Regions from separate parts of the Homo sapiens genome. Here region 2 is linked to region 1. Evidence: read pairs that join two places in POLR2A ChIA-PET (ENCODE). Cell type or tissue: MCF 10A. All regions are shown on one strand. Each heading gives the region's core, and the rest is flanking DNA. Links, peaks and the distances in the headings are about the cores only.

Region 1 (16,932 bases), core at 3,707-11,706:
CTCTAGTTGAAAGAATCCAGGGGACAATTTCTACTCTGAAATTCCCAAAATTTTCTCTATTGTCTACTTATTTGTGGAACCCAAAGATGGCAATAGGCTCATTTCCACACCAAAGCAAAAGCAGCTGGCTGTATAGTCCTCTTATTCCCCTATACCTTTGGTTCTCTAGGTTCAAGTGGACAAGACAGGAAGGAGGAAATAATGTAATAAAGTCACTGAGAAAAGCAGAGGCCCCAGTTCATTTTTACTTTAGTAAGTTCATTTTTACTTGACTAAGTTCTAGGTAAACATCAGTTAAGGAGAAAAACTAGAGAAATTTTAATAGTAGATTAAATTTCTATTCAAATTTAATTAGAAAATATTTTTACTATTTTACACATGAGAAATCTGAAGCTTATAAGAAAATTAATTTGACTTTACTGTCTACTTACTGCCATTCTCCCACATATTTTCATCTTTTCAGAAATGTAGGTCCTAACACATGCCAGGAGCCATAGCCATTTCCCACCACAGCCAGGCTCTCTTACACATCCTCGAATGAAGGACTTAAAACTCAAACACGGCCTGAGAGTTTCTTTCATCTCAGGTCTGTACTTATTCTAAAGTGCATCCTCCTAACCACCCAGGTTTTTCACTCCTTTAGGACGTATTCACCACCTCAGCCTAGGTGGTGATTTCACAGGGAAAACATGGTGAATCACTTTTTCACTGCCTCATTGACATAATGAGGATAATATACATATGAAGATTATATATATACATATGCCATTTACTACTTAAAGGCTGGGACTTGACAAGTCCTTTTCTTGAACACAAAGACTAATATCACAAAGGGCATCTTTTTTTTCAGTACCTGGTTTCTAGTTGCTAATAATCTATCAGGCTCATAATATAAAATAAATTTATGTTATTTTATGTGCCCTAAAAGGGCTATAAAGTACAAATAAACCTTGAGCTATCTTTCCTGGAAGTTCAGAAGAATACTGTGAGAGCATAGTAACACGAGTAGAAGAAAGAATGCCTGTACAATGAAGACATATTCCTTTATGGATCATTCCTGAGAGTAAAGGTTTCATAAAATTTGTTGGGAAACAAAGAAAATAGGTCATTTAAAAAATGTATGAGGCTGGTTTAAAATAAGCCAAATGATTGCATTCTCTTGATTATCCCAGATTTATCTCTTTCTTTCCTAGAATTAAGTGGGTCTGAAATAATGTTTGATTGATGTTTTTCTGGTACAAAACACGTATAACCTATTTGCTTATTAGGAGGAAATTCAGTTCACCATTGAACAAACCATTCTGGTATTAGTCTATAAATAAATAAATTATATTTGTGTAGCTCCTGTGGCTATGAAATAGTTAAATAATAAAAAGTAACAATATTTGGAACATGGGAAATGGGACTGATGAATTGAGGAAAAACATACATTCTCTATGATCTATTATTTTTGACAGAAAGAGAGAATCTTTTTCATTTTGGAAAAAATCTGGAAGATTTTCTTTCCAGACTTTTTGAGAGCATACAGTAAATACTTTTTTGCCAATAACAATGATAATGTCACAGAGAGAAAGAGTGACATGGATAAAGATGCTCCTAAGTAATAAGCTGCAATCAGCATTTTGCAGAATATGTTAAACAGCACAATTCTTGGATACCTGCATTTCATGTGTCCATGTAGTAGGAGCCAGAACACAGAAGTGCAATTTCTTAAGATGTTATTTTTAAAATGTGAATTTTCAGTAACTTACAAAGAAAGGGAACTTTGGATTATCTGTAACTGGTATTAAAAACTGTTACCAAAAAAGTTAGCCTTCCAACACAAACCTCATAATAAATAAATGGTATAGAACACAGAAGATATCCTGAAATACTATAAGAACCCAAAATAAAGTGGTGGATCCATAGATTTCATAAGAACTAAATGGTGTAGAAAATGGAAGAGAATGCAAAACACTTCAAAAGCCAAAATAAAATGATGGATACAAAGTGGACATGAAATAAAGTAGACAAGAGAAATAGGCTTAGTTATGATCCAGATTAAGCTGAAGTTAGCAGACGAGACTTTAAAATAACCATGATTAGTAAGTTAAAGAAAGTAGACCGAAATATGCACAACATTGAAGAAAAAAATGGAGGGTTACAATAGAGGATTTATAAATAAAGAATTTATTTTAAGAGCTCAAACAAACATTGTTGTGATAGTTAATTTTGTGTGTCAACTGGAAAGGAGAGCTCAGGTTAAACATTATTTCTGGGTGTGTCTGCGAAGATGTTTCCAAATGAGATTAGCATTGAATAAATGGACTCAGTAAGTAGACTCCCTGCCCAGTGTTGTTGGGCATCATCCAATCTATTGAGAGTCTGAATAGAAAAAAAAGGCAAAGGAAGGAGAATTTGTCCCTTTTACTTCCTGCCTCCCTGCTTAGCTGGGACATCTCATCTCATCTTCCCAGCTTTAGGATTAGGATTCATACCCAGCTTCCATGGCTCTCCAGCCTTGGGACCCAGACTGAATCACTGGCTTTCTTGGGTCTCCAGCTTGCAGACAGTAGATTATGAAATTTCTCATCCTCCATAATTGTGTGAGCCAATTCCTCATTATATATATTAATAATTATATATTATATAACATAGATTATATATGTGTGTAATATATAATATATATGTATATACATATATATTTTTTCTCTGTCTCCCTCTGGATTACCTTGAATACAATTCTAGAAGTGCAAAATACACAGTCTGAAATTAAGAACTCTTTTGATGGGTTTAACAGTAGACTGAACATAGGAGAAGATAGGATTTACAGACTCAAGTCAATAGAAAATATGCAAGAAGCACAGATAGAAAAAAGAATAGAAAGAACAAAACAAAACAGATAAGAAACGTGGAACAGGATTTAAAAAGTCTAACATGCATATAGCTAGAATCCCAAGGAGAGAAAAGAGAGATAAAAAAAGTTGAAGAAACAATAGTCAATAGCTTTCAAATCTCATAAAAAGAAACCCCACAAATTCAGTGAGCCCCAAGCAAGATAAATACAAAGAAAACTTCAGCTTTATTCTAAAAAGAAATAATAAGAGAAGATCTTTAAAAGAAAAAGATCATATTGCTTCTGGAGAAATATCAGGAAGAAATCCACTGACCAGAACTGTGCTAGAAGACATCATTAAAGAACTAAAAGAGAAAAAACAAACCTGCCAATTTAGAATTCTATACAGAATGAAAGTATCCTTCAAAAAAAAAGGCAAAGAAATAGACATTTCCATATAACCAAAGCTGAGAGAACTGTCACTAGTAGATCTTCAATACAAGAACTACTGAAGAATGTTCTTCATGTCAAAGTATAATGGTCCCAGATGGAAGAACAGAAGTACAGAACAGAAGTATAACACAGAAGTCCAAGAAAAGTTTATAACTTATGTAGGAGTAAAACAATGTGACAATAGCAGCAAAAAAGGATAGGAATGGTTAACTATTATAAGTTAAAGCACTGCAAGGAGCTTGACTATTGTGAACAGTGCTGCAATAAACAAGTGAGTGCAGATATCCCTTTGGTATACTGATTTGTCTTCCTTTGGATAAATACCCAGTACTGGGACTGACAGATCATATGGTAGTTCTATTTCCAGTTTTTTGAGAACTCTCCACACTGTTCTCCATAATGGCTGTACTAACTTACATTTCCATCAACACTGTATAAGAGTTCCCTTTACTGTGTATCCTTGCCAGTATCTGTTATTTTACAGATATCTGTTATATCTGCTCATTGCAGTGTTCGAGATATGGCAAAAGGAGACAAAATTATGGTTGCATTTTGTGATTTCTAGGGTAACCTCTAAAATGACACAAAAACATACAATAAAAAAGCTGATAGATGAGATAAAATTCAATAATAAAATGTAATTGATTAATGCAAAATAAGTAGGTATCTTAAGTCAGTAAAGAGTAAAAGGATTGTATAACTTTGACCTTTTTTAAAATACAAAGTTGACTTACAAAGTTGAGCTATTTGAACTAAGAGTGTCTACTTTGGGTTTTTCATGTTGTTTTAATATACTGTTAGAAACGACACTTACCTTAGTGCAGTTTCCATTTCACTTCCCACTGCATACTGGTAAGTCCACAACTTGGGACTATTGCTCTGTGTAAGTCAATTTGAATTGTACATTGGCATGCACTAGATTCTATCACCTTCTCAGTTCACTTGACACTTTATCTAGTTAAAAATTTACAAAACTAACAAACATAAGATAAGTATGCAGCATGTCCAACAGCCAAAGAGGCCAGAGGTCAGGCCAGCTCAAAGTATTTTTCACCAAAAGTATATCCTGTTCCTCTACCAGATATCATCAGAAGATAAGAATTATTCTACTCTTAAGATGTGAAAAAGAACTTGAGAGAGAAAGCAATTTTGTTTTTTTAGAAGGCAGTAAAGCAATCTAGATTCCAGGGTTTTAAAATACAAATCTCCAATTCTCACCCTAGGTCCATCCTTTTATTCATTTCCAATTTTGTAAATGCAGTGATTTTAATATACAAGGAACTCAAACAACTCAACAGTAAAAAAAAATAATCCCTTTAAAAAGTGGGCAAAATACATAAATAGACATTATTCACAAGAAGAAATATAAATGGCCATCAGACATATGAAAAAATTCTCAACATCACTAATCATCAGGGAAATACTAATCAAAACTACCATGAGATATCTTACCTCAGAATGGCTGGTATAAAAAGACAAAAATTAACAGATACTGGCAAGGATACAGAGTAAAGGGAACTCCTATATAGTGTTGATGGGAATGTAGGTTAGTAGAGCCATTATGGAGAACAGTGTGGAGAGTTTTCAAAATACTAAAAATAGAACTACCATATGATCTGGCAATCCCACTCCTGGGTATTTATCCAAAGGAAGAGAAATCAGTATACCAAAGGTATATCTGCACTCACATATTTATGGCAGCACTGTTCCCAGTAGTAAAGATATGGAATCAGCCTAAGCGTCCATCAGAGGACAAATGGATAAAGCAAATGTGGTATATATACACAATAGAATAATATTCTGCCATAAAAATAATGTAATCATGTCATTTGCAGCAACATGGATGGAACTGGAGGTCATTACATTAAGTAAACTAAGCCAGGAACAGAAAGACAAACAATGCATGTTCTCATTCATATGTGGGAACTAAAAAAGTTGATCTCTTGGAAGTAGAGAGTAGAATGGTAGACACCAGAGACTGGGAAGGGTGTGTGGGTAGGAGGGGCATATGAAGAGAGGTTGGTTAATGGGCACAAATATTAGATATAAGATATAAATTCCTCTTTTTTTTTTTTTGAGACGGAGTCTCGCTCTGTTGCCCAGGCTGGAGTGCAGTGGCGTGATCTAGGCTCACTGCAAGCTCCGCCTCCCGGGTTTACTTACGCCATTCTCTTGCCTCAGCCTCCCAAGTAGCTGGGACTACAGGCGCCTGCCACCACGCCCAGCTAATTTTTTTGTATTTTTAGTAGAGATGGGTTTTCACCGTGTTAGCCAGGATGGTCTTGATCTCCTGACCTCGTGATCCGCCCACCTCGGCCTCCCAAAGTGCTGGGATTACAAGCGTGAGCCACCATGCCCGGCCATAAGATATAAATTCTAAAGTTCCATAACAGAGTAGGGTGACTACAGTAAGCAACAATGTATTTTATATTTCAAAGTAGTTAGAAGAAAGGACCTAAAATATTCCCGACCCATAGAAATGATAAATACTCAAGGTGATGAATACCTCAAATATCCTGACTTGATCATTCTGTGTCTTACCCATGTAACAAATACTCACCTCTATCACATAAATAGGTAAAATATTATGTAGCAATTTAAAAAATTGTATCACAAGTCTTGAGAGTGTAGCCACTCTCAGGTTCTTTCCGGTTTTTGGCATCTTATTCCTTCTCTACGAACCAGGCTTCCAAAACTTATCCAGTTCTTGGAGAAGTTTATAGAGCAATTAGGAATATAGCATCTCAAGTATTGCCACAGACCTAACTGCATCATCATCTCTGTGGATGGGGCTCAGGAAGTCTTTAAGATACAGAAACCGCTCTTTCAGGCTATTTTTTAAAGGTACAAAACAAAAACCCTCTAGGTACTGAAAATGTCCTCTTCCTATAAAAACTATATGCTTTGAATCTCATAGCAGATCATAGTGCTATGACATTTCCTAAATAGAATTGGCCCACAGAGTTGTGGTTGGGTGAATCTCTATCAAGCATGTCTATTGGCAGGGCTGTTTATCAGTAGGAGTATGCTGTTAATGCAATTGCCTGTGTTCACAGATAGGTGAGTCAAATTAATTTCTGAATTGATGAGGTTTTCTAGGCATTTTTATTATTCCTCCACATATTTTTCAAATTTGCTGGAGGATCTCAAAAAGACATGGATGGAAAGAAATGGAAAACAGCCAATGATCTTCTTCTTCAGTTACATTGTCTGTTTTCTGAGTAAGTTAATGAGTCTCAGAATTTATCTTTATTTGTGCATTATTCCTCACATTCATATTCACTTTAATTTGTCTTCCAAAAGAATAGTTTTAGAAAAATGATTTATTGCACAAAACAAAAGTCAGAAAGAGACACAAACAAAGTTTTATTACCAAGGTAAGAGAGGGTATCTGGGCAAGAGGAAGTAAAACCATGAGTCTGCATGAAATGAAAAACACCTCCCTTATTCTCATGACTTCATCTTTCAGGCAGCTCCTCTAGTCCACCTTCCCACAGGCTAAGACAGGCTCTTGAACAGGTTGTCACGTTTTTACACAAGCCCAGGTGAACCCCAAAAGGAGCAAAACGAGATATAAACCGGGCTGTCAGGAACATCCACTAAACTTTAAAGCTCTGTACCTTTTGTCTTGGGGCCAAACCAACCTTGTGGCTTGCAAATTCCAAGCATCTTTTAATCTTTGCTTTCCAGACGTTAGAGGCAACTCACCAACATCTAACAACAAACCAAACTTGAAAATACTTAGCTCTGACCCAACCATGTGCCAGAGTTCCAGATGTCTTTAAAATTAACCTGTTCTCTGAGTCCTCTTAAAGGTCAGTTTCTTTTGCTACCAACTTGCCACTGTGCAGCAATAGCGCCATCTACAGAGCAATGTTAGGAAAAAGGACACCTGGTTAGGTGGAGGTCAAATTTGGGAGAAGGGAGTGGAATAATACATATATTTTTTGAAGTATAGCCCTTTACAGTCTATTTTCCAAATGCATTTGGTAGAATAATAATGTCATCTTTACATTTAAAGAGCAGCTTGGTATTTTTCACTTCCAAGAGTTTGTTTGAAAATGTGAAAAAGAAGAGATATAACAATAAACTAGAGAGGATAACAAATTTGGAATTAACAAATCACAATTTATGTAGCACATGGGTCATGGTAAGCTATATAGGGTCCTAAGGCCAGCAATTATGGTGGTAGCTCCTTGATGCCTTATCTTCCAGATTGTGGCAGAGGAAGTGGCTTCTTATCAGGGCAGTTACATCTCATGAGGGTAATTCCTGCAAATTCAGCCCGGAGCCTACTTCTCCAGCCCTTTTAAAAATCTGATGAGTCACCCCAAAACTGCTAATTAACCTCTTTTTACATGAACTGACTAGAGGATATTTTGTTGCCTTCAACCTAACCCTGACTCTATATGATGACATATTAATGAAATAGATTACTAATGGAATTGAGGCATGAGTCAAGGGGGCCTCTGCTACAGCTGCCACAGAAAACCAAATGCCTCCTTGGGCCCACTTTCCTTCAGAGGCAGCACAAGCAGCAGAAGATGGGCCTCCTCCTCTGTAAGTTTCATTTATGTTCTTAAAAGATTAAAAAAGTGACAGCTAACCTGTATTAGAACATAGGTGTGATGAGTGTGCCTCCTAGATCTCAAGCCAGTGCTAGGTCCTTGTGGTGGACCAGATCTCTTAAGGCATCTGGGAAATGTTGTCTTTAGCTTCCAGTCTGGCTGTCTTAGTGGTAGAGAGCCAGACTTCAGTACTGGCCTCACATGCTTTCAGCCTAAAAGTTCTTTCTGTAATTCACTAAACTCTCCTTTCATTTCAGAGGCAGTTGGTTTAGCAAGCGTAGCTGGTAGTGTACAGCAAGGGTCCCCAACCCCCGGGCTGGGGACCAGTACCTGTCTGTGGCCTGTTAGGAACCGAGCTGCACAGCAGGAGGTAAGCAGTGGGCAAGCGAGCATTATCGCCTGAGCTCTACCTCCTGCCAGATCTGCTGTCTGCTGCAGCATTAGATTCTCATAGGAGCACGAACTCTATTGTGAACTGTGCATGCTAGGGACCTAGGATGCGTGCTTCTTATGAGAATCCAACTAATACCTGATGATTTGAGATGGAACAGTGTCATCCCAAAACCATCCTCCACACCCTACCACCACCTGATCATCAATGGAAAAATTGTCTTCCGAGAAACCAGTCCCTGGTGCCAAAAATGTTGGGAACCACTGGCATACAGGGTTTTCCAAACTTCAGTCATTCTTATATCACAGTCAAGGCTAATATTTATAAGATGTTCAACTGCCACTGCTGATCATCCAGGGGCATGGGAAGAGGGCAGGCCTTAGAGACAGGTCTGACTTTAGATGCTGCACCTCTATTATCCTCACTAAGTTTCAGCCTCCACCTCTGCAAATTAAGAATAAAATTGCCTCTCCAGTCAGCCGGTGACTCTGAAAATAATAAAATGGTAGGTATTTTCTCATTTTTCAAAGGTTCTAATATAGTCATTGGCTGCTCTGGAAGTTCAAAGATGATCAACTTTTGAGGCATTTAAATATATGCTATTTGATAATTATTTTCAATGGTATATAATGTGTGAAAATATGGGATGTAGTTTATATAATAAAGCCAACATTGGCATCAGTATAAAAAAATGCTAAAACTCCTTTCATTCTTTCAGTTCTATGCTTATAATTTGTACACTTTTCTCTATGTATGTTATACTCCCATAAAAAGTTTGCAGTAAAAAATGCAAACTGCAAAGAGATTTTATTAAGATAAACCTGGGACACAATGAGGTGGATTAAGATAGAGACAAATATATTCCAGAAAAGAATGGGCAATGAATGTAGAGTAGGTATTCAGGTAGAATGAAGAGAACAAGTAAAAGATTTATATAGTTGTGTTCTGGGAGTCTCAGCACAGAGTATTTTTTTTAAACCCAAGAGCTTTTTATTTTACGCCATAATACAAATGGATTTAAGTCAAAACAGAAAAATGTGCAATTGTTGGAAATTACCCTTCAGTAAGGTTTCTCAGTTGGCTATTTAACCTAGTGATTTGTGTAAAGATTATAGTTTTTTTCCCCTTCGTCGTATAGTGTATTTCTTTTCTTTTTGTCTTCAAGTAAGTATTTATTTTTATAATATAATATCATCATAGTTACAGACATTTTAAATGTAGGTGTTCTTTCAAATGCTTGGAAAACATAAGTACTTTTTATCTCAGAAATATGTAGTGATAGTGTAGAGAGGGGGTTGAACTGATTTTTAAGTCGAAGATCAAAACATGCAAATACTAGCAGTCATATCACATGAGTTGTATGAAGAAGAAAATAATAGAAAGTCTCTAAAACCATAAAAGCTGAAAGAAATAAGAAACATATTTTAAATGTCTCAGAGTCAGATGTTTTCATCTAATATAAAGACACATGCACACGTATGTTTATTGCGGCACTATTCACAATAGCAAAGACTTGGAACCAACCCAAATGTCCAACAATGATAGACTGGATTAAGAAAATGTGGCACATATACACCATGGAATACTATGCAGCCATAAAAAATGATGAGTTCATATCCTTTGTAGGGACATGGATGAAATTGGAAACCATCATTCTCAGTAAACTATCGCAAGAACAAAAAACCAAACACCGCATATTCTCACTCATAGGTGGGAATTGAACAATGAGATCACATGGACACAGGAAGGGGAATATCACACTCTGGGGACTGTGGTGGGGTCGGGGGAGGGGGGAGGGATAGCATTGGGAGATATACCTAATGCTAGATGACACATTAGTGGGTGCAGCACACCAGCATGGCACATGTATACATATGTAACTAACCTGCACAATGTGCACATGTACCCTAAAACTTAGAGTATAATAAAAAAAAAATCATTTATTAAAACAAAGTTTTTATATTTTTATAATAGTGTTTCACTTGATAAATATTTTTGAATAAATGAATGAGGAAATTAAAGAACAAAAAAAAAAAAAAAAAGAAAATTACTCTCAAAGTTCGTTTACATTTCTAAGTGGCTCAAGTCATAGTGACTAAAATAAATTCTAATTTTAAAATTAGTAAATCTGAGTGTGCCCCAGCAGTATTGTCTTGAAATGAATAAAACTAGGGCAGGTAAAAACCTGGATTCTGCCGGTAAAGACAGTCATGGAGGCCGGGCACATGCTCATGCCTGTAATCTCAGCACTTTGGGAGACCTAGGCGGGCGGATCACTTGAGGTCAGAAGTTCAAGACCAGCCTGACCAACATGGTGAAACCCCATCTCTACTGAAAATGCAAAAATTAGCTGAGTGTGGTGGCGGGTGCCTGCAATCCCAGCTACTTGGGAGACTGAGGCAGGAGAATCGCTTGAAATCGGAGGTGGAGGTTGCAGTGAGCTGAGATTGCCCTACTGCACTCCGGCCCAGGCAGCAGACTGAGATTCATCTAAAAAAAAAAAAAAAAAAAAAAAAAAAAAGACAGTCATGGAAAGCATTTGGCTTTTCCATGACAGCTGTAGCAGAGGTCCCAGGGATGGCTTCCTCATTCTCTAGTGTTGAACAGTGGAACATGGGATATCCATTCTCCTGGCATGGATCATGGCAGAAGTGATCTGGTCCTGGAGCCAGCAGTGGGGATTGGCTCTCAATTTCCTACCCATCAATGTTTGATACTAACTAGCTGGAATAATGTTTTTAAAAGTCTGTTTTGCTTGAAAACACTGGGCAAGGGTATATGTGTCCTGTTGGAGCAAACTGAATCCTAACTAATGCAGGATGATAGAGGAAAAAGTGTTTGAGGAAGAATTGTATCCCATTTTCAGAGCTTGAATATAAAATCAACAATCATGTGCTTTGAATGTCTGAGTAGACTCTTGCCTATTGCTGAGAAACTGAAGAAAATATTACTGCATTTAGTTTTATATGTCTATATAGTAGAATGGCCATTACTCTGAATTTGCAGAGATAAATAAATAAACAAAGCATAATGAGGGAATACTATAAACAATTGTATATAGCATACAACAAATCAGATGACTTAGATGGAATTAACAAATTCCTAGAAAGACACAAACTACTGAAACTAGCTCAAGAAGAAATAAAAATTCTGAATAGATATATAATTATTGAATAAACTGAATTAGTAATCAAAAAAGTTCCACAAAAAAAAAGCTCAGGCCCAGATGGCATCATGGGTGAATACTACTAAATAATGCAATTTATGAGGCCAGTATTACTCTCGCATCAAAACCAGACAAAAATATCACAAAAAAGGAAACTACAGACCAATATTCCTTATGAATACAGATGCAAACATCTTCAACACAATACTAGAAAACTGAATCCAGCAGCATACAAGGATTGTATAACAAGACCAAGTGGGATTTATCCCAGGAATGCAAAATTTGTACAACACATGAAACTTAACCAATGTAATACATATTAATTAAATAAAGGACAAAAAACACACGAACATCTCAATAGATATTATAGAAATATAAGGGAATGTATCCAATTTGATAAAAGACATTTATGAAAAACCCACAGCAAATATGACACTTAGTGATAAAAGACTGAAAAGCTTTCCTCCAAGGTCAAAAACAAGACAAGTTGTTCATTTTTACCACTTCTATTCAACATTGTGCTAGAGGTCTAGCCAGGGCAATTAGGCAAGAAAAATAAGTAAAAGCCGTCCAGATTGGAAAGGAAGAAGTAAAACTATCCACAGATGGCATGATATTATATATAGGAAGTTCTAAAGAATTCTTAAAAATCTACAAAAATGTAGCCCAACTTTCAATTCTTTTAGTCAAAAGAAAGTTTGTAATTTGTGTCTTTTATCTTTATATAATTGTGTGTCTAACTTGTCTTTTAAAAAATTTTTGATGTTCCTGGGAAAATCTAGTTCTAATTAAGAAGACATTTAATTAAACCTATACAAGGTATAAATTTTCATAACAGCAAGATATAAATAAATAGATATTGGCAGTAGGAGTAATGAGTGATTCCATGTTTAAAAACTTCCCACCAGCCTAGCACGATAGGCACTTGATGGTTAGATTTACTTTTATTAATTTTTAAATTAAATTAAAGTCAAATAAAGTAATATAGTATGCTTTACTTTTTTAAGTTTTAGGTTTTAAACATTTAACCACCACCATCTTATTGAGCCTTTATATTATAACCTCATTCTATACAGAAAAAATATAAGATTCAAATAGATGAAGTGACTTGCCCTAGCCAATTCAGCAAACAAGCGGCAGAGGTGGGAACATGAACTGAGGACATGACCTTAGCCAGTGTTATATCCACTACTCCATGAATGACTAACCAAACAGGGAACGGGAGGGGCACAGGGAAAGTATTCCAGGCCATTGTGAACATCCCTCCACCCAGATTAGCAAGTTCTACCTTCTTGGAATAAGTGCCCAAGTAATTATCATCCCTGGATAAAGCCTTGGTGATAACCAGTTAATTAATCAGGGCTTCTTCATTGTTCAGTGCTTCCCACACTCCATGTTGGACAATAGTGTTCATACCAGATTAGCAAGTTCCGCCTTCTTGAAATAAGTGCCCAAATAATTATCATCCCTGGATAAAGCCTTGGTGATAACCAGTTAATTAATCAGGGCTTCTTCATTGTTCAGTGCTTCCCACACTCCATGTTGGACAATAGTGTTCATACTCTAACCCAGACCTTTTGTTAATCTTCTATTCCATTTTCCCACTCTCACTATTACAAATGTTTCATTAATGGAGGCCTTCCATCCGAATTTGCAAGAATTTCATGATAAAGAGATATAAAATGTTAGACAAGTTGAGAACTTATTATAAAGCTCTCAAAAGCAATGATTCAAGATCACAGTTTATATATATGTACAATCTTGTTTTCCTACACAACGTTCTTTAACAAAGCTTTAGTAAGTATTGCGTGGACTTTAGAGCTGCTGTATTTCCACTGAGCTATATGACTCACATTATTTATAAATACAGAATAAGGATAGACTCAGTGACCCTTGTGGAAAAAATTAGGATACATGTCAATTTAAGTCAACAAATGTTGTACCACTATGTTGTACAAAGCACTGTGCTTTTTTGTATCTCTGTCTCACACAGGTGTATATGAATAAACTTATACTCTTTTCCTTCAAAGATTAGTTGTCAAGATTAGACATAAATGCAACTAACTCAATATTGAGCATAAAATAATTAAATAGCATTTTCCTAAGCCATTTGGTAAAGAAAATATTTAATGCTTTTACCAATATAGTCAGTTGGCTTTTTGGGATCTCTTGGGAATTTCAGTGCTCCTGTAGTGAACCTTGATCTAGGACCAGCTTGCTTTTTCTCCCTCCTGTGCCTCCCTTTGTCAGCAGAAGCCTTACTGTTGTCACCAGTTGACAGTATTCATAAGATGGCTGCATCAGTACTTACCTAGAGTCCAGAAGGAAGGTGAAAACTTTTGTATCCCAAAGGTGGCAAAAACATCCTGAGACTAATTTTCATTGGTCAGAATTGGGCCATGTATTTAACCTTAGACTAATCACTATGGCTTACACTAATCATGGAAGATTCCTGGAGCTGGGAGCAGGGACACTTCTAGTCAAACACTATGGTCTAAGTTGGGGAAGGGGTGATATTCAGAAGGAAATTTTTTACCGTAAAAAGGATAGACATTATCAGTATGTAACAAAATAACAAACCACAATTGCCCACTACAGACCTTTAATGCCTTTTAATTATTGCTGAAAGGCATTAAAGGTCTGATATCTACAGAAAAGCTTGCAGAAATAGTGCAGTCAGATAAGAGAAATGAACTGTAGCATATCCAATAGCCTTCAGTGGTCCAGGTGGCAGTGTTAAGACAAGGTATTAAAATATAGAACTCAATATTTAGAATAAAAAAGATAAAACAAAGCCCAAGACCTACTAAAAAGGGCCTCAGAATCAGAATAGGAAGCTTCAGTGGACAAGACAATGAACCAGCAGCAACAATGCACAGCACAGAATCTTGTTTCTTTACCCACAGTGGATAAGGTTACCATCGACAAATGAAAATATGATGAATTTCTAAAAAATGCTACCACATATACTCATATATTCATATATTTATGGTTATTCAGATTCTGGTATCCAGAGTAGGCAACATAAAGGTCAGTAGCCCATCCACCACTCATTTTAACAGAAATCTGTCTGTATATACACATGCTGTAGGAGGACACAAAAACTATCAAGGTCTAAGACAACAACAGAAGACAGAGCAGGACTAATCAGTAAAAAGAGCCTTAGGACTTTGGTGAGAAGTCAATTCAGGCCAAGCTCTTCAGGAAGAAATGCAGGCAATATTGTTGTGTCCTTCACATAGGAATATGACGTAGGAAACATAAAAATATGTATTTTTACTTGCTTTTTTCTCTCCAATAAATAGTAACATCTTGAAGTGATTCAGCTATATATTTTTACCCTACCCCTCTTTTGACATAGTCATGTATTTATGAAAGATGTACTGAGGACAAGGATGCTATCTATAGCCATGGAAACACAAAGCTTTAATCAGTTCTTGAGCAATCTTAGGATCTAACATTTCTCCTCCTGTATTTTGAAAGCCCCAGTGAGTTTACATTCTCAGAGGACCTTATTACCAGCAAGGCCCGGAGTCCCAAGAGTAAAAAACATCTTCCTCTCCTCTGTCAGGGGTGATGAGGGTAAGGTGGTGTCTAGAGGCCCAGCCACACCAAATTTTCAACTGGGACAGTTATATCAGATGCCCCTTAATCTCCTCTATTTGCAAACGTCTACCAATGTGTTCTGTGCTACATCTCATACTTACCTCCTACTGTGTCCAGCCCTATTATCTGTGCCTTACAACATAGATTAACCCATCATATTTACTCATTCCTGTCCATATTCGCTCTCATCTTCCCCACTATCTCCTCCTGTTTTCTCATCATTTTCCTATTATTAAAAACAGAACAACTGTCACATTTTCTGGACAGCACCTTTTATTTCAGTGTTCTTTTGGTGTTCGCCTTCTCTGCTGACTATATTTCCCAGACAAGCCCATTTACTCTTTGGTATTGTTAGAAAATGTTATTAAGATCACATACCTTGGTTGACCACTAACTTGTGAAATCTTACTTTAATCTGGCCCAACTGTCCATTCAGAAACTCTCTCAATCATCCTTTATTTACACATTTCCCATAGTTGACTGTTGTGGACCATTTCTACACAAGCTAGCTTTCTAAATACTATCCTTACTCACAGTAGATGATGTTGCTTAAAACAATCTTATTTGAATTTCTATAAAATACTCCCTACTACCTCCAGAAATCTTTTTTCACTATTCTCCTTACCGGAATGTTCTTTCTTCTACAGATCATTCCAACTCCACAACTGGTCTAAATCCTTCAAATTTACCATTTCCTTATTGTCTTCTTGACTGTTCCAGGATCTTCTCTAAGTATTCATGGAAATATTTATAACTCTTATTTACACTTATCCTTTGCTTCCTAGTGTTAATTATCTTATAAAATTTTAAAAGAAACATAATAAATATCCTCCAAGAAATTTTAAGGAGGATTCTGGTGACATGAAGAGGAAATGGAAGTTATATCAAAAAACCGGATGGTTTTTATATAAATAATACAAAATTTGAAATGAAACAATTATGAATTGGGATGAAAAGACAGAGTGGATACAAAATAAACAAATTACTGAGCAAGAATATTATATTTCAAAATTCTCCCAGAAGAGAGAAAATTAAAATTCTCCAGCTTTTTTGATTTCATGTATCTATACACATACATGCAAACACAAAATAAAACAAAAATGTAATAAAATAAAAAAAGAAACTTTCCCAGAAAAACATTTAAAAAGTTAAAAAAAAATGAAAAACTAAGTAAAATGGAAAGAAATATCAAGCCTGTTTAATAAAAATTCCAGAAAGAAAAATAAAATAATTAGAGGGAAGAAAATATTTGAATAAATGGTAAAAACTTTCCAAAAATAAAAATCAGAAATCTCAGACTAAGAGTTCTTACAGAGTACCAAAGGAGCAAAAAGATCAACAACACCTAAACACGTTAGTAAGATTTTATAGAATCTGAAGATTCAATACAATTTCTTTCAAAAAGCCAATGTCATTTTCCACAGAAATACAAAACACAATCCTAAAATTTGTATGGACTCAGAAAAAACTCAGAATACCCAAAGTAATCTTAAGCAAAAAGAACAAAGCTGCAGGCATCACACTCCCTAATTTCAAAGTATATAATAAACTACCGTAATCAAAACAGCATGGTACTGGCATAAAAATAAAAACATCAACCAATGTAATAGGATAGAAAGCACAGATAATTGACATATTTACTGTCAATTGATTTTCAACAAATGTGCCAAGAACACATGATAAGGAAAAGACGATCTCTTTAATAAATGGTGTTGGAAAAACTGAATATCCACATGCAGAAGAATGAAATTGTTCCCTTATCTCACACTGTATACATAAATCAACTCAAAATGGATAAAAGACTTCAGTGTAAGACATGAAACTGTAAAGCTACTAGAAGAAAACAGGGGAAAAGCTCCATGGTATTGGTTTGGGCAATATTTCTTTTTTCTTTTTTTCTTTTTTTTTCCTGGGCTTAGCTCTGCTGAAGAGG
Region 2 (16,932 bases), core at 4,782-12,781, 72 kb after region 1:
GAGAAGGCATATGTCCACTACTAGAAGGAATTGGCAGCCTGGAAGTTGGTCCACTGGGGAGTATATATCAATAAATGAGATGGGAGCAGCAGAGGGAGATCCCAGCACTCCATCCCAGACCAGGAAAGGCAGACAAGGAAGAGCCACTCAGAACTCTGGTTCAGCTTGGTCCTGAGAAACCTAGTGCAGGGCTTGGCCTTATGGGAAGACATATGATCGGGGAGCTTTAGTCCCTGTAAGTTGACTCACTCCACTAGACATAAATGGCCAACTCTGCTAAACATATCTACCCTGAGTACCTTCCTATGGAAGAACTTCATGCTAAGCAGTCAAGCCTTTCCAAGGGGCTTAGTGGCTAACAGGGTCCCAAGTGTCACTACTACAGTTGTTAGCTTGTCACACTTCCATTGATTCAGTTAGTAAGGAGACAATGAGCATCAATGGATTCAGGAAGTTTATTACTTGCACAGATGCCAAAGGCAAGATCAACACAGGAAGACACTGAGCCTTGAAGAGCAAGATGACTGACAGTATGGGCAATGGGTTGCCCTGCTGGGGAGGAGCAACCCTTAAACCACGGCCAAGAAATTGTACAGACTTACACAAAAGACTGTAGCTGAACCTTAAGTGGGAGCAAGGTGGGGAGAAAGGAGGGAAGTCTTACACTCAACGGAAACCAAACGGGAGATAGATAAGAGAAGGTCAGTCTCCCACAAGACAGGGATAAGAAACTGCCTCACAGTGGCTCCTCAATAGGCTTTTCTTCCTGCTGTAGGGGGTATCTCTGGGTGTTTGAATAGGAGTGACGATGGCGCTCCCTGAGGTGCGTGATTAGTTCTATGGGTAAGACAGCAAGGCCAAACTGGCTAGAATCCTTCCAGAATTTTCTGCAACTACCGGGAAGTATTCTCTCTCATTTCCTGAGATAAAAAGTTTTATTTTTTGTTCTAGAATTTTTTATTGTGGTAGAATATATCTAACATAAAATTTATGATTTTAGCCATTTTTAAGTGTATGATTCAGTGGCATTAATCACATTCACAGTGTCGTGCAATGAACACCACTATCTGTTTCAAAAACTTTTTCATAACCCCAAACAGAAATCTAAGCATTAAGCAATAACTCCCCACTCTGCCCTCCCCATAGCCCCTGGTAACATTAGTACCTTTTCTGTCTCTATGACTTTGCTTATTCTAAATAGTTCATGTAAGTAGAATCACACAACATTTGTCCTCTTGTGTCTGGCTTATTTAACTGAGCATAATGCTTTCAAAGTTCATCCATGTTGTAGTAAGTATCAGAACTTCATTCCCTTTCATGCCTGAGTGATATTCCACTGTGTGTATACACAGCATATTTTGTATATCCATTTGTCCATCGATGGACACTTGGTTTGAGACAGGGAGTTTTAAAGAAAATGTAAGCTTATAGCTCCTGGGGTCATCTTTCACACTTGGGCAAAAGACAGCTCTAGAATGAAACCACAACACAGAGGGAAGTGGAGCTGGCCGCCGAGGGGGAGGATGATCACTGTTGAAGACCTTAATCCAGTTATGCCTAAAACCAGCCCTAACTCTGACCTTTTCAGTTGCAGAGGTAGAATATTCCCTTTTTTTTCTTAAGGTAATTTAAGTTGGGCTTCTCTTCCCACAAACAAGAATCCTAATAAATCAACAACTTATCAAAGAATAGTTATGTTTTAGAAAAGCAAACTAAAAGGGAATTCATTTTATGCCTCCTAAGTGCACAGTGAAATATTTAAAACTTTCTTACTGCTAAATCCTTGTCATTATTTTAAATGTAAACTGTTCTTGTCCTAAGTAGAGAGAATCTTTTACATAAATGCTGTTGCTGTTACTGCCACTCTCTCACCTACCAAAAAAATTTAGTGACCTACAGCATCTTTTCTTCTCAAAGTGTGCACGTAATTGATTCTAGGAAAGATCAACCAGAGGCTGTCCACAGCATAATTCCTGACTTTATTTCCAAACTACTGTTGCTGTTGGACCTCTGTTTAATTTACATCTTTTTTAATACTTCCTTATTTTAAAAAGACTATTCTTCATCAATAGCTTTTATCATTTCTGTTGACTTTTTAAGCCCCACAATACTGTTGATTTTACACCAATCTTACCATATGTAAATTTCCCCAAGAACTCTAAAATTTCTGAAATATCATAGAAAAAAATTATATAACACATGTAACTGATGTTTTCTAGTCACTGATTGAATAATAAAATGGGACCGAAGAAGTTCCAGGTTAAGCTCTCTGTTCTGAATTGGCCCTCAAAATTAAGATCTTTTCACTAAATGAAGTTCAACAACCTCCTTTAATTCATTTCACAATGTATCAGCTCTCAATCTCTAAAAACACACCCTAACATTTCATGTTGTGTACAGTGAGTGCTTTCTTTCTCTCCCTCCTTTCCTTCCAGTTAAATCCTTTCATTTTTCATATAAAGTCATGCAAAATTCTAATTCTTAAAAAGAGAGACAGGAGCTGTTATAATGAAGCTTGGAGCTTCGCCTACTACCATTCTGTTACCCGCCCACATCCGCTGTGGCCCTGGGCAAAATAGACTGAAAAACCTTTGTGGTGAGGTGTGCTAATTTATAACTAAAGTTCTATTCTCCAGGCAAGAGAATAATTCTTCTTATATTTCTTTGTATGTCTTATATTCCAATCTTTTCACCATTTTTGAATCCTTTCCAAATTCATCTTGAAAGACTCTAAAAACGTTAAGGGCTTTAGTAAAGACGCAATAGGCTGCAGAAAACGGAAGAATTGCCTCTGAGCTCCTTGTTGGACTCCAGTTAATATAATCTACTTTTGCATTTTCTAAGCATTCTGACTGCCATTGCTATTTTTTAAATATATAATAGCTATATTGAGCTGGTACATGGGGTAGGCACTATACTTTTTTAAAAAGTGTTTACATCTATTATTTCTTTTAATCTTCATATCAGCCTGAGTCCTGGAGCTGTCAGCATTTACACTACATCAATGATTTTAAATCTTGGCTGCAAATTATAACTTTTCTAACTTGGGGAACTCCTGGTGCTGTCAGCATTTACACTACATCAGTGGCTTTCAACTTTGGCTGCAAATTATAACTTTTCTAACTTTGGGAACTTTTGAAAACTCCATACCAATTATAATCAGACCAATTAAATCAGAATCTCCAGGGGTAGGAACCAGGCATCTGTGTTTTAAAAAACTCCCAGATGATTTACTACATGTTGCCAAGATTGAGCATTACCACTCTAAGAGGAATTCTCATATCAGCTGCTGAGAAAATTAATTTTCTGTGTTTTCTTACCCTAATACTCTTCAAAGATAGTAAAAGTGCATGAATGTGTACTTCCCCCAACGATGCTGCCATTACTTAGAATATATTTCAAACTCCTTTTTTTTGGAATTGCTTTTAGTCAATTTGCCAGCCACTGCTAGAAAATTCTTTTCACTGCCCACGGCAGGATTTGGGGGAGTGCTGCAGAGCTGTGTGTGCACCTGAGGAGACCATCCTCCCTCTGGCTGTGCCGGAATCCACAGCAGGATGAAAGTGGATACAGAACCCAGCAGGATCCTAGCAAGGCCACTACTCCAGGCACACCCCAAACACTCCCCATTTCATCTTCTTAATGCTTAGAGTCATAAAGCAGGCTAGCATTAGAACTGATTTTCTGTCTCCTCCTGGGAAGTGTTCAGAATTAACATTCCTATGCCTTAAGTTTTCATTTACCTCAGCTACCACGAGTCCCATTCTCTCCCAGCCTATCCCTCAACTTTGGACTCAAACCCATCAGACTGTGAACATCCCCTAATCTGATTCAAGCTCCCTACTCCTCAATACTTGCACTGTGTGCTCTGGAACCCTGACATCTACAAAATGCCCTGCATTCTCCATTACTTCTTTGAATGCTTCCTCCCCCTTCTTAGTCTAATGGAAACTTGGCTTTTCCACAGAAACACAGCTTTCTCAATACCTGCAATATCCCAGTGCACACAGGAAATACCCAAGAAATGCTGAATACAGGAATGACTCATAGTGCCATTAATAATACTTTAGACTTTGGGCAGAGGAACAAGATACCATGAGAGAATGAGAGATGCTGGTAATATATTCATGTGTAAGTGCCAAGTCTTCAGATCAGGTGAAAGACCATGGCTTATGATATTGATTAGATACTATTTCAGAACCATCAGCAAAGAAGTGAGAGTCATGACTATAGCCTCTATGCAGAAATTGATGATGAAAGAAAAGAGGTTGCATGCTAAGCTTCAGTGGACACTTACTCGCAAAATAAGAGAAAGATTGAGAACTCTCAAAAGGCAGAAAATACAGAGATAGGGACATAAAGGAAACAAAGAGGCAAAAAAAGACTAGTTCATGGAAACTTAGAGAAGAGAGTGGTGTTCTGCAGCACTGGTCACAAGCAAAATCAGTTCTGTATTTAGCTGGAAGAAACAGAACATGTTCAGTGAGTGAATTTGGAGGAGCATTTGGACATTGTGAAGAAAAAGATAAAAAGGAGGAAAAAACAAAACAAAATGAGGAGGAACAGGCTGCAGATAAGGACAGGTAAATTTGGTGGCCCTAAGGAGGCAATGGACAAATCCACTTCTGCAGTCTAGCCCAGTAAATCAGAGAAGAGAACAGAGACAAAACTTTCCTAAAGGAAAGGGCCATGGCAGAGCAACTCCACCCTCATATGAGTAACAAAAAACTCATAAACATGTGCCATTTATAATATTTGGGTGCAGAGAATCGCCACTTCTGCTAGCTCCATGTTGGAAGGAGTCCTGGGGAGTAGAGAGTGAGTCAACTGGTAGATCAAAGGTAAGCCAATAAGGCAATGATGGTAAGGTGGATGAAAGGAATTGAATGTCAGCTTGCCTCCATGCTGGGCACACTTAGATGCTGTGGATCAGCTGTATCTCTTTCCAACTTTAGTGTAATTCATGTAAAAACATGTTTGTGGCTACACTTTGCCTCACCTATTATTCATGGTCCCAGCAGTGTACAAAAGAAAACTCAATGTCTTTGCTCAGTGGTGTGCTGGGAAAGCAACTGTTTGATTTCTGGGTTTGTTTTTTTTTTTTTTCACTTTTTTAAAAAACAGGCCTAACTAGTAAGTGCTGATTTCCATGATGTGAATACTCCCACCACAACCAGTTTTAAGATAACAACATGATGTCCCTGAAAGGGGACCTGAGTAGAGTTGTGCACACTGGGCTCTGTAAGGCAGTGTGGCTGGCTCCAAAGAGACAAGTGTAACTGGTTTGGGCTGGGGCTGGCGCAGGCCATTTTCAAAAGCCCTTCAGGAGATTCTCTGTGTAGCCAGGTCTAAGAGCCATTACTACTTCAAGTAGTACTTAACAAACTTTTTTTTTTCCTTATAAAGACCTGAGCTGACTTCTCTAGTGCTTATCAAACTTTAATGTGCACGTGAAACAATTGAGAACCTTGTTAAAAAGCAGGTTTTGACTCAATAGGTGCTGCTGGTCCCCAGCAAGAAAGAGGAATGGACTGAAAGAAGAATAAAACAGTCATTCACAGTCTTAGCATTGTCAGAAATATTTGAGAGACAGGCAATGTAGAGATGTGACAAACTGGAAGTCCATGAATTATTTCTGACCAAGCCATAGAGATGTTTTCTTTTACCTGATTGCATTTTACTTTTTGTATTTGACTTAGAAGTCAGCATCATAAAAATCTGTATTCCCAGCTTTTCAGAAGGAGAGGTGGGGAAGCAAGAACAACAACAAAAGAAGATGTGACAATCCTGGGCACCACTCCAGCATGCTGCAATCCTGCCCCCTTTAGAGGAGACAGTCTTCCTTTTGTCGCCGTTGCTTCCTGGTGATCTTCATTGCTTTGTTTGTGTTTCCTACCTCACCCCTGAAGGAATTTGAGGGGTATTCATATTTTAGGTTTTTACATAACTATATATATATATATTTTTTTTTTTTTCCTCCCCAGTTGCACTACTTTTCTGTCTCATTTCCTGCCATTCCCCACATATAACCTGTGCATTCTTGCAATGCCTTGCACGGTATTCTTGGAACACACCATCTTCTTTCTTCCCTCCAACTTGGCACTGACCCCTATTCCTAGAACACACTCCATCCTCTGCTGGAAAGAGTCTAAATTATTCTCTGAATTATTCTTCCAGACCCAGCTTGAACATCACATCCTTCAGGAAGCCTTCCTGACTCTTCTGTGCTCGTAGAGCAAAGTGGATCCTTTTTCTATCAAATCCTGTTTTTGCTCATTTTGGGGCCATCTCCTATTCTCTGAGGTCCTGAAGGGCACAGATAGACTTTACTCACTTTTGTACTCTCAAGGTAGAACACTTTTCCAGATAGGAGATCCTCAATAGCTTTGTAAAATAATAAATTATGAATTAATTTTTGGCTCTTAGATTACATTCTCTTGAACTTTGGTTAATTTATCAAGGAAATTTTGCCATGATTATCCTGTCCTATAATGCGCAAGTTAATTCTATTTTCATATTGATCTCTAGCCCCTCTGCATGCTCTCACCTCTCCCTCGCACTTCAATTTTGGTATTATTTACTCAATTTATAAGATCATTATTTATTCTATAAATCTGGTCCCAGATAAACATAGGCCACCTCCAATTAAACACCCCTTAATAGAATTAATACCTTATACTTTCATGGCATGACCAATATTTTTCAAAGCACTTTTACTAACACACTTTATTCTCACACTAACCCTATAAAATAAATGAGCAATATATTACTCTCCTTCAGTATTTAGAAGCTAAAGTGAAATGTTCTCCATGAAGTAAGAAGCAGGGAGAAAAGAAAACTTGAGAAAAACCTTGGCAGTGCCCAAATAAGCCCTGAGGATGGAAGATGCACCATATGGCCTTTCTTGGCCATGATTCCCCAACATGAACTGGAGCTAAAGATCTGGCTCACTGCACTTTTTTTTTTTTTTTTTTTTTTTGAGACGGAGTCTTGCTCTGTCACCCAGGTTGGAGTGCAGTAGCGTGATCTCGGCTCACTACAACCTCTGCCTCCCGGGGTCAAGCCAAGTCTCCTGCCTCAACCTCCTGAGCAGCTGGGACTATAGGTGCGTGCCACGATGCCCGGCTAATTTTTTGTTGTTGTTTGTATTTTTAGTAGAGACGGGGTTTCACCGTGTTAGCCAGAATGGTCTCGATCTCATGACCTCGTGATCCGCCCGCCTCGGCCTCCCAAAGTGTTGGGATTACAGGCGTGAGCCACCACGCCTGGCCAGACTCACTGCACTTTCAAACTTCTCTAATCCCTAATATTTTACTGAAAAATTGAGACCCAGACATACTAAATTAACATGTATTACAGCCAAAATAGTAATCCAGTTCTTTTGATCCCCACCATAAAATCCCACTTTGCATAATTATTTTCACCTTTACAAATGGAGCTATAATCATCCCCAGCACAAAGAAGCCTCATAAATCTGCTTTCACAAACATTTAGAAATGAAAACTCATGTGCTTTTCCCCAAAAACCAAGTTCCGTATGATGATCAAAAAATACCCCATTAATTTTATGGAGTTAGTTGCACTGAGCAACTTTAAAATGCCCAAATACAATTACTGCATCAGAGTGCATAAGAAAGTCTCTAATCCATAAATCAAGGTCTTACTTTCCACATTGTGTATTACTTTCAAGTCAATGCTCTGTACTCAATGTTTAATGCTTTTTTGAAAATATTTACATTATAGATTGATAAGAATCAAGGACTTTAACATTCTGACTGACTAACAGCAAACTCAGTTTAAGCTAATGAGAAAAAAAGCAATGCTCACGATCTCAAATTGGTAATGGTAGGATGAAACACCCTCCATGAGTTTAAGAGAATTAGTAATGGGATAGAAATAGCAGAGATTGAAGGCATAATGATCTATTTCTCTTACATTTCTAACCATTTTGATGTGGCCACAAGAATACACCCAACCGTGAAAAAGGGGAGGCCCATGGTGCACCTTAAGCACTGGTGAGAATACAACACACTACTGCTCCTGGGTTTACACCAGGGCATTCTCCAGCTGTGTTCTTGGAAAAGCTGGATCATCTCAAGAAATATATCTTTTTTTCCAACCTCCACACACTGCTCCCAACTCAGTGACTCCACCTCTCCTCTGTCATTTTTTTTCCCCCATTATACGGAAGGAGGAGAATGTTATCTCTTCTTTTATAATAGGAGGGCATCAGTTTTCTGTGTTCCTTCTTCCTGCATGACACTTAATACAGTTTTTAAAAGGACTAGTTCAATATATTTTTTCTGCACATGAATTATATTTGTTTTATGCTCATAGGTACAAGAAGCTGTCTGCAAGCAACTGGGAAGTGAGGCTGGAGGGTGGGGGAATGAGGAAATGAGATTTTTAACTTTGGTTTAATTATTTGAAATATTTTTATCTCACTTTTAGTAAGAAAACTAGGGGAGAAAAACCTGGTAATGACGGGAAAGGGAGCTGAAATAAGTGGCGAGGGGTGCGACTTCCTGCCTCACTGCTCGGGACCTTTCCGAAGCTTTTCCCCAACCTATGTCTCTAAGCCACAAGGAGGAAGCACTGGAGGGGAATCAGAGGCGGCCAAAAGAACTTATGTCCAGGTGAACACAGGTGGCGAAGTTCTAAGAAAGAGCACCGGATTCATTTGACAGAGAAGTGTAAGGAAGAGACAGACGAGAGAGAGACAGACAGACGAGAGAGGAGAGAGAGAGAGAGAGAGAGAGAGAGAGAGAGAGAGAGAGAGAGAGAGAGAGAGAGAGAGATCCCCTGAAAGGCAGAGGGTTAAGAGAGAAGGAGCGAAGGAGCGGGGCGCGACTCTTACCCCCCAGCCAGTTGTCGGAAATGTTCTGGAGCATGGTGACGGGAATGCAGAAGAAGGTGATGAGCAGGTCACTGAGCGCCAAGGAGCAGATAAAGATGTTGGTGACGGTGCGCATGGCCTTGCTGCGGGTCACCACGTAGAACACCAGAGCATTGCCAAAGAGCGCCAGGGCGAAGATGAGCACGCCGGTGAGCACGAGGGCCAGCTTGGCGCGTCCCGGCAGCTCTGGGGTGTAGACGAGCGGTCGCAGCCGGTACAGAGCGATGAACTGCTCCCGCGTCAGGTTGTGGTCCCGCAGCAGCCGAGAGAACTGCTCCGGGGTAATGTTAAGCGCCTGCATTGCTGTGCGCTCCCGGGACGCGGGGCCACCGCCCGCTACTGGCTGGCCATCCGCATCTGCGGGGCAGCGAGGGCTTCGGGGGACCAGCCGGAGGCCGCCTCCCTTCCTCTACTCTGGAGTCAGCCGCGCGGGAGGGCTCTAGGCTGCACCCCGGGAGGTTCGGGAAAGGAGAGCAGCTCAGGGATCAAACCCACGATAAAGAGGCGGGAAGCCAAAGCACTGGGAGACTCGATCTCAGTGACCAAAAAATGTTCGCGGTTCAAATAAAGTTCTTCCCTTGCTCTTCCCTAAGGCGAGGCGCCGCCACGGTCTGGGGTGCTGGAGCGCCACGCGAGGGTCCTGGCGCCTCTGGCTCCCCGCCTTCTGGCCATGCGATGCGGACGCCGGACCCGCTTGGGGAGCGGTGGAGGGTGGGGCTGAACTCGGTGACGCCTCCCTCACACCCAGCTTCAGTGGCGCCAACGCCGCTTCCCCGCACCCTCAGGGCGAGGGAAGACTTCCCTGGCTCACCAACTTGCTGCCGCCCAGCGCCTTTCTCAGGGCATGGCCCCAGTCAGGTAATGCTTGTATGTGAAACTGGGTATTGGGGGGTTCCACAGTTTCAAGTTTCTCCTCTTGCGTAATAATGGGAGCCACAACTACCCAAGGCAAATAGGGCTTATTTTAAATTATTTTCTGTATTGAAAAATAATTAAGATAGTTAAAATATAGAACTTGGGAAATGGCAAAGATAATACAGAAAGATCCTGCGTACCCACCCTTCACCCAGTTTCTTTCATTCATTACATCTTATTTAACTACGGAACAATACAAAACCAGGAATTTGACACAGGTACAGTGTTTGCATGTTTTTATCTCAAGTGTAGATTCCCGTAACCGTCAGGATACAAACTCTTCTATCACCACAAAAATCTCCCTGGTGCTTTTTATACTCACACCTAGCCCCTCCCTCCACCATCTCTAACTCCTGGCAACCACTAATATGTTCTCTCTTAACTTTTGTCAGAACATTACGTAAGGGAAATCATACAATATGCTGCCTTTTGATATTGAATTTTCTTCGCTCAGCCTAATGCCCTTTAAATCCATCCAAGTTGTTGCATGTATTAATGGCTGTTTCTTTTTATTGCTGAGGCTGTATCACCGTTTATTTAACCATCCACCTCTTGTAGAACATTTTGGTTGATTACCATTTTGAGCTATTAAAAATAAAGCTGCTATAAAGAATCATGTACAGGTTTTTGTGTGAACATAGTTTTCCTTTCTATAGGAAATGCCAAAAGTTTTGATTATTGAATCTGTAATGTGTATATTTAATTTTTAAAGAGATTGACTACTTTTCAGAGTGGCTGTACAAGTCTCCATCTCTACCATCAATGCATGAGAAGTTACGTTTCTCCACATCCTTGCCAGCATTTGGTTTTGCTGCTTTTTTTTTTTAAGCTATTCTAATAGATCTGTAGTGATATCTCTTTAGGGCCTTAATTTACATTTACCTAATGGCAAGTAATATTGAACATCTCATGTGCTTATTTGCCGTCCTTGAATCTTCTTTGGTGAAATGTCTTTCCATGTGTTTTGTCCGTTTCTAATTGCATGGTTTAGTTTATTTGCTGTTGAAAGTTCTTTTTATATTCTACATACAAGTCCTTTGTTAGTAAACGGTTTGCAAATATGTTCTTCCAGTCTGTAGCTTGTTATTTATCTTCTTAACAGGGACTTTCACAGAACAGCTTTTAGTTTTAGTGAAGTCATATTTATCAATATTTTCTTTTATAGATAGCTTTTAGTGTTCAGTCTAACTTCACCAAAGCCTATTTCTCAAAAACTTTCTCTTAGGTATTTTTCTAAAAGTGTTATAGTTTTACATTTTATGTTTTGGGCTCTCTATTCTGTTGAATTGATCTATGTGTCTATCCTCCACATTCTTGACTACTGTAGCTATATAATAAGTTTTGAAATCAGGTAGCATGATTTCTCATACTTCATTCTTATTTTTCAAAATTATTGTAACTATTCTAGGACCTGTGCCTATTCATATACATTTTACAATCAACTTGTCTATGTCTACAAAAAACCTTGCTGGGATTTTGATAGAAATTGACATATTTACTAGGTTGAGTTTTTCAATCCATGAGAAGAATGTCTTTCCATAAATTTACATCTTTGATTTATTTCAAAGGCATTTTACAGTTTTCAGCATGTAAGTCCTGTACATATTTTTAGATTTGCACCTAAGTATTTCATTTTGGGCGGACATTTGTACACGGTACTGTACTGAATTTCTAATTTTTGGTTCCATGTGTTCATTACTAGTATGCAGAAATCCAATTTATTTCGTATGTTGATCTTGATTCCTCCAATGTTGATGAATTCACTTAATTTTATTAGGAGGTTGATATGATTTGGCTCTGTGTCCCCACCCAAATCTCATCTTGTAGCTCCCATAATTCCCATGTGTTGTGGGAGGGACCAGTGGGAGATGATTGAATCATGGGGGTGGGTCTTTCCACGATGTTCTCATGATAGTGAATGGGTCTCATGAGATCTGATGGTTTTAAAAACAGCAGTTTCTCTGCACAAGTTCTCTCTTTGCCTGCTGCCATCTATGTAAGATGTGACCTATTCCTCCTTGCCTTCCACCTTGATTGTGAGGTCTTCCCAGCCATGTGGGACTGTAAATCCAGTAAACCTCTTTCTTTTGTAAATTGCCCAGTCTTGGGTATGTCTTTATCAGCAGTGTGAAAATGGACTAATACAGAGGGTTTTTTGGTAGATTTCTTGCATAGACAATCACATTATCTGAGAAGAAAGACAGTTTTATTTCTTCCTTTCTGATTTGTATGCTCTTTATTTCTGGTTTTAGCTGTTGTTTGTTTGGTTGTTGTTTTTGTTTTCTTTTGTTTTTTTTTTTTTTTATTTTTTGCCTAACTGCAATGGTTGGAGTACACAGTTTACTATGTTAAATGGCAATGGAGAATGGAGATCATCCTTGTCTTGTCCTCAATCTTATAAGGATGTATTCAGCCTTCTTTCACCATTAAGTATGATGTTAGTTGCAGATGTTCTTTATCAACTTGAGAAGGTTACTGTCTATTCTCAACTTCTTGAGAGATTCTATCAATGGTGTTAAATTTTGTTAAATGATTTTTCTGCATCAATTAATACTATCAATGTGATTTTTTTCTTCAGCCTGTTAAAATGGTGAATTGCATTGATTGACTTTTGAATATTGAATCAGCTTTGAATATTTGAAATAAACCCCATCTTAGTCGTGGTGTGTAATTCTTTATATATATTGTTAAATTCTATTAGTTAGGATTTTAAAGAATTTTATGTATATCTTCATGAGGGCTATTGGTCTGTAACTTTTTTTTCTTTTTGTATTTTTTATCCTGGTTTTGGCAGTCAGGTAATAATAGCATCATAGAATGAATTGAGAAGCATTCTCTCCTTTTCTATTTTCTGGAAAAGACTGTGTAGAAATGGTATTAATTCTTCTTTAAATGTTTGGTAGAAATGGTATTAATTCTTCTTTAAATGTTTGGTAGTATTCTCTAATGAAGCCATGTGGGCATGAAGAGTTCCTTTACAGGTGTTCCTAAATGATGGATTTAATTTTGTTAATAGTATAGTGATATTCAAATTATCTATTCCATATTGGGTGAGTTTTTTTAAGAATTGATAAATTTCTTTTGAATTTATGTGTGTAGAGTTGTTAATAGTATTCTCTTAATATCCTTTGTATGGCTGAAGAGTATCCCCTGTCTCATTCCTGATTTTATAATTTTTGCCTTCTCTCTCTCTTTTGTCAATCTAGTTAGAGGTTTGGCTATTTTATTGCTAGTTACAAAGAAACAATTCTTAGCTAACAACTTCTCTATTATTTTCTCTATTATTTTCTCTTGAATTTTATTGACATCTGCTCTTATCCTTATTATTTTCTTCCTTCTACCTGCTTTCAGTTTATTTTGCTACTCTTTTTCTAGTTTCTTGAGGTGGAAACTTTAATTATTGACTTGGAACTTTTTCTCTTTCCTAATGTAAGCATTTAGTGCCATAAATTTCCCTCTCAGCACTGGCTTAACTGTGTCCCACATGTTTTATGTGTTATATTTACATTTTCATTCAGTTCAATGTACTCTTTAATTTCCTTTTAAATGTCTTTTTTGACCCACGGATTATTTAGAAATGTCTTATTTAGTTTCCAAGTGTTTGAACATTTTTCTGCTATTTTTCTGTTTTCTAGTTTGACTCCCTTTTGGTCAAAGAGCATTCTCTGTATAATTGCATTCTTTTAAATTTGTTGAGGTTTGTTTTATTGCTAAGGATATTATATATTTTGGTATATGCTCCAAGGGCATTTGAAAAGGATGTGTTCATATTGTAACTGTTGAAGGAAACCTAAGGGAAGATGTCCAATCATAACCCATTGTAGGAGCAATGGTTCACAAATGAGTCCAATTCTCTGGACTAGGGGCTGAAAGTTTGGGTCATAGAGGATGGCTCTCGAATTACATAGGAACCACATAGATGGAAGACATGCCCTGCCTCTCCCTGGTCCACAGTGTTGGGATCAAAGAAGGTCAGCAGCATAGCTGCAGGCTGATTCCAGCCCCATGTGACCCAGAGAAGAAATCTCAGGGCTTTCTTAAGGCCAGAGCAGGTCTGGTATGACTATATTTAATTCCTTGTGCTTTATGTGGACATACATTATTGCAGACAGCAATAGTGCTCATCTTTCCCGGTTCTACTCAGCACTCTTCAAAACAAGTAAAGGAGTATAGGGGAACAGGGAAGTGTGAAAAGCAAAGATCAACTCTCATAGTGGCTCCCTAGGATATTTGAAAAGCCTATGAATCCAGATTATGAGAATTATTCTTTGAAATAATGCATGATTGAAGTTAGAGTTTGATTGGAGCTAAGTGTACAAAAAAGTGACATTAGCCTCTAAAGTTTTAAACTCTTTTGGGTCTTCCTCCCTCTATTGATATTGCACTAGTCTTCGTTTTCACGACTTCTCTACACCTCTTCAACCCTCATCTCTTCAACCTCCCAACCCACTTTATCTCAACCACTCACATCTCACTCACCCAGTTCGCTACCTGGTGAAAATACCCCTACTAAGGTAGCCCAAGGCTAATCTCACAAGACACTGCCAGTACTCCTGACCTTTCCTTCTCCCCCTAGAAACTCTTCATGACCATTTCCTGAAATACCTGCTTATTGTTTGAAAACTAGATAAGTACATGAATATTTATGCCTCTATTCAATAACGTTTTTGGATGTCTGCTGCATGCCAGGCACTGTGTTCATCATTAAGAGTAGTATGGTGAAGAAACAGACCCAGTCTTAAGGGGTAACTCCCACAAGGGCATGCAACACAGCTCAGCCTTTGGGGAGCTCATTATCAGTTCAGGGTCAACAAACTACAGCCTGGGCCAAACATGGTTCACTATCTGTTTTTGTATAGCTCATGGGCAAGGAATAGTTTTCACATTTTCAAATCATTTTTAAAAAGCATAAAGAGAATATATTTCATGGCACATAAAATTGTATGAAATTCAACTTTCAGTGCCTGTAAAAATAAAAACATTTTACTGGAACATATCATGCCCATTCATCTACATATCATCCTTGGCTGCTTTCACACTACTATGGCACAGTTGCATATTTGTGATAGAGACTGTATGGTTTTCAAAGCAGAAAATATTTACTCTGTGACCCTTTGCAGAAGCAGTTTGCCAGCCCCATCTTGTTAGAGGGGCAAGAGGGACAGAAATATTCATAGCTCAAAATAAGGTGACAAGTGCCACATCCACACACAGAAAGAACATGTTCTGGAAATTCAAGCAAAGGCAAATCCATACATGCTGTGTGGGGAATGTGGAGTGTAAATCAAGGCTAAAAGGAAGGATAAATTGAAAAAGAGAAAGGTCACAGAGTGAGTAGCCTCTCCAAAGGCACAGAAGTAGGAATGATTATGTTAGAGAGAGGGATAAAGCGAGCCAGAAAGGCAGGATTGGCTTCTGATGCTTATTGGCAATTCTCATGATTAGAAAACAACAGTGACAGAGGGTCCATTTTCCAAAATAAACAAGCTAACAGGGTGAAGAAGAATCGCCAAAGAGCTTTCTACCCTCAAAGATAGGAACATGGAAGAAAGTATCTGGATAAATACAAAAGGAGAGGCAACTAGTAATTTTATGAGACTGTCTGCACTTTATCTTGTCAGTGAAATGTTGCAATAATCAAACCTTCCTTAGAAAAGATTACCAAATTGTCAGAGATGGGGAGTTCACTAGATGTTTGCTAAAGGTATAAGTAGTCTAAAGGCATAGCATGTGGTGTTTTCCTCACTTTCCTGAGAATTTTGTCTTTCAGAAGGAAAAAGTTTCTGGGAGACTTGGTTTTCTGTTCTTAATTCTGCCCAATGAGGAAAGAGTTGATACTAAGGTGGAAGTGACAGAAGCTTGAGAAGCTGCCAACTCTGAGGGAGATGAGGTAGAACATACTACATATTGTCAGATAGGGATTCTAAGCTTCAAGAAACCAAGTTAATGATATTTAGAAAAGATTGTATGATCTCTTGGCTATAGTTTCTAAAATGTAAGCTGAATAAAGAGGACTGAGGAGCTTTAAAATTTCTGACACCATAGTAGCAGAGTATCTCAATGAGAAATTTTAAAAAGCAGGGGTAGTAGCCACAGTATGCTACAAGTTTGCATGGAATCAATATTCTGGACTCTGCTACAGAGCAGGAATTTTATAAATTATATGAGGGATGTGTGTGTGTGTATACATGTATATATATATGTTTATTTATGTATACGAACAGATACAAAAATATCTAAAAAGAGTAATTTCAGGAAGCCCAGAATAAATTGATTTTTTGTGAAAAGTGCTTTCAGCAAAAGAGAGAGAATGAGAGAGATTATGTAATTGTATATATTGGGTATTTTTATCCATGTTAATTACCATAATAAAAGACTGGAGGTAACTTATGTTTAAAAAATAATTGCACCTAAAGATTGCACAAAAAACTGCTATGACTCGTAAGCAATTCTAGCAAAGTTACAGGATACAAAATCAACACACAAAAATAAGTTGCATTTCTATACACTGACAAGAACAACATGAAAAGGAAATTAAGAAAACAATTTCATTTGCAATAGTATCAGAAACAATAAAATACTTAGGAATATACTTTACCAAAGAGGAAAAAAGCTTGTACACTGGAAACTACAAAATGTTGCTGAAAGAAATTTAAAAATACACAAATAAATGGGAAGACATTCAGTGTTCATAGATTGGAAAACATAATGTTGCTAAGATGTCAATACTACCCAAAGTAATGTACACATTTCATATAATCCCTATCAAAATCCCAATTATATTTTTTGCAGAAATAGAATAACCTATGCTAAAATTTGTATGGAATCTCAAGGGACCCTGAATGACCAAAACAATTTTTTTTCTTTGCTTGGGTGAAAAGATATCCAAAACAATCTCGAAAAAGAATTAACATTGGAGATCTCACATTTCCCAGTTTTAAAACTTATAACGGATCTATAATAATCAAACAGTATGGTGCTGCCATAAAGATAGACAGATAGATCAATAGAATCAAATGGAGAGCCCAGAAATAAACTCTCACATACATGGCCAAATGATTTCTGGCAAGGGTACCAAGACCACTTAATGGGGAAAGGACAGTCTTTCAACAAATGGTGCTG

What was found. Peaks named below come from ENCODE experiments on the same cell type or tissue, not always from the same donor. Only the 100,000 strongest peaks of a DNase experiment are listed, where the experiment ranks them.
Region 2: POLR2A ChIA-PET joins it to region 1 with 5 read pairs; 1 of 35 experiments calls an interaction of 5 or more read pairs at or near these places.

What each region holds. Positions count from the first base shown.
Region 1 is chr4:121,300,854-121,317,785 of GRCh38, forward strand. No RefSeq gene overlaps it. Among named protein-coding and RNA genes, the nearest start is that of QRFPR, 72 kb to the right of the region's middle. RefSeq lists an enhancer at 6,990-7,079. In MCF 10A, for the core only: a CTCF peak has its summit at 7,135 (motif pointing left); a DNase peak (open chromatin) is centred at 7,108.
Region 2 is chr4:121,371,452-121,388,383 of GRCh38, forward strand. It overlaps QRFPR (pyroglutamylated RFamide peptide receptor), which reads right to left and starts at 9,567. Exons shown (of 6, transcript NM_198179.3): 1 at 8,857-9,567. The coding sequence starts at 9,196. RefSeq lists an enhancer at 9,353-10,137. In MCF 10A, for the core only: CTCF peaks have their summits at 9,511 and 9,729; DNase peaks (open chromatin) are centred at 5,810, 8,610, 9,040 and 9,670.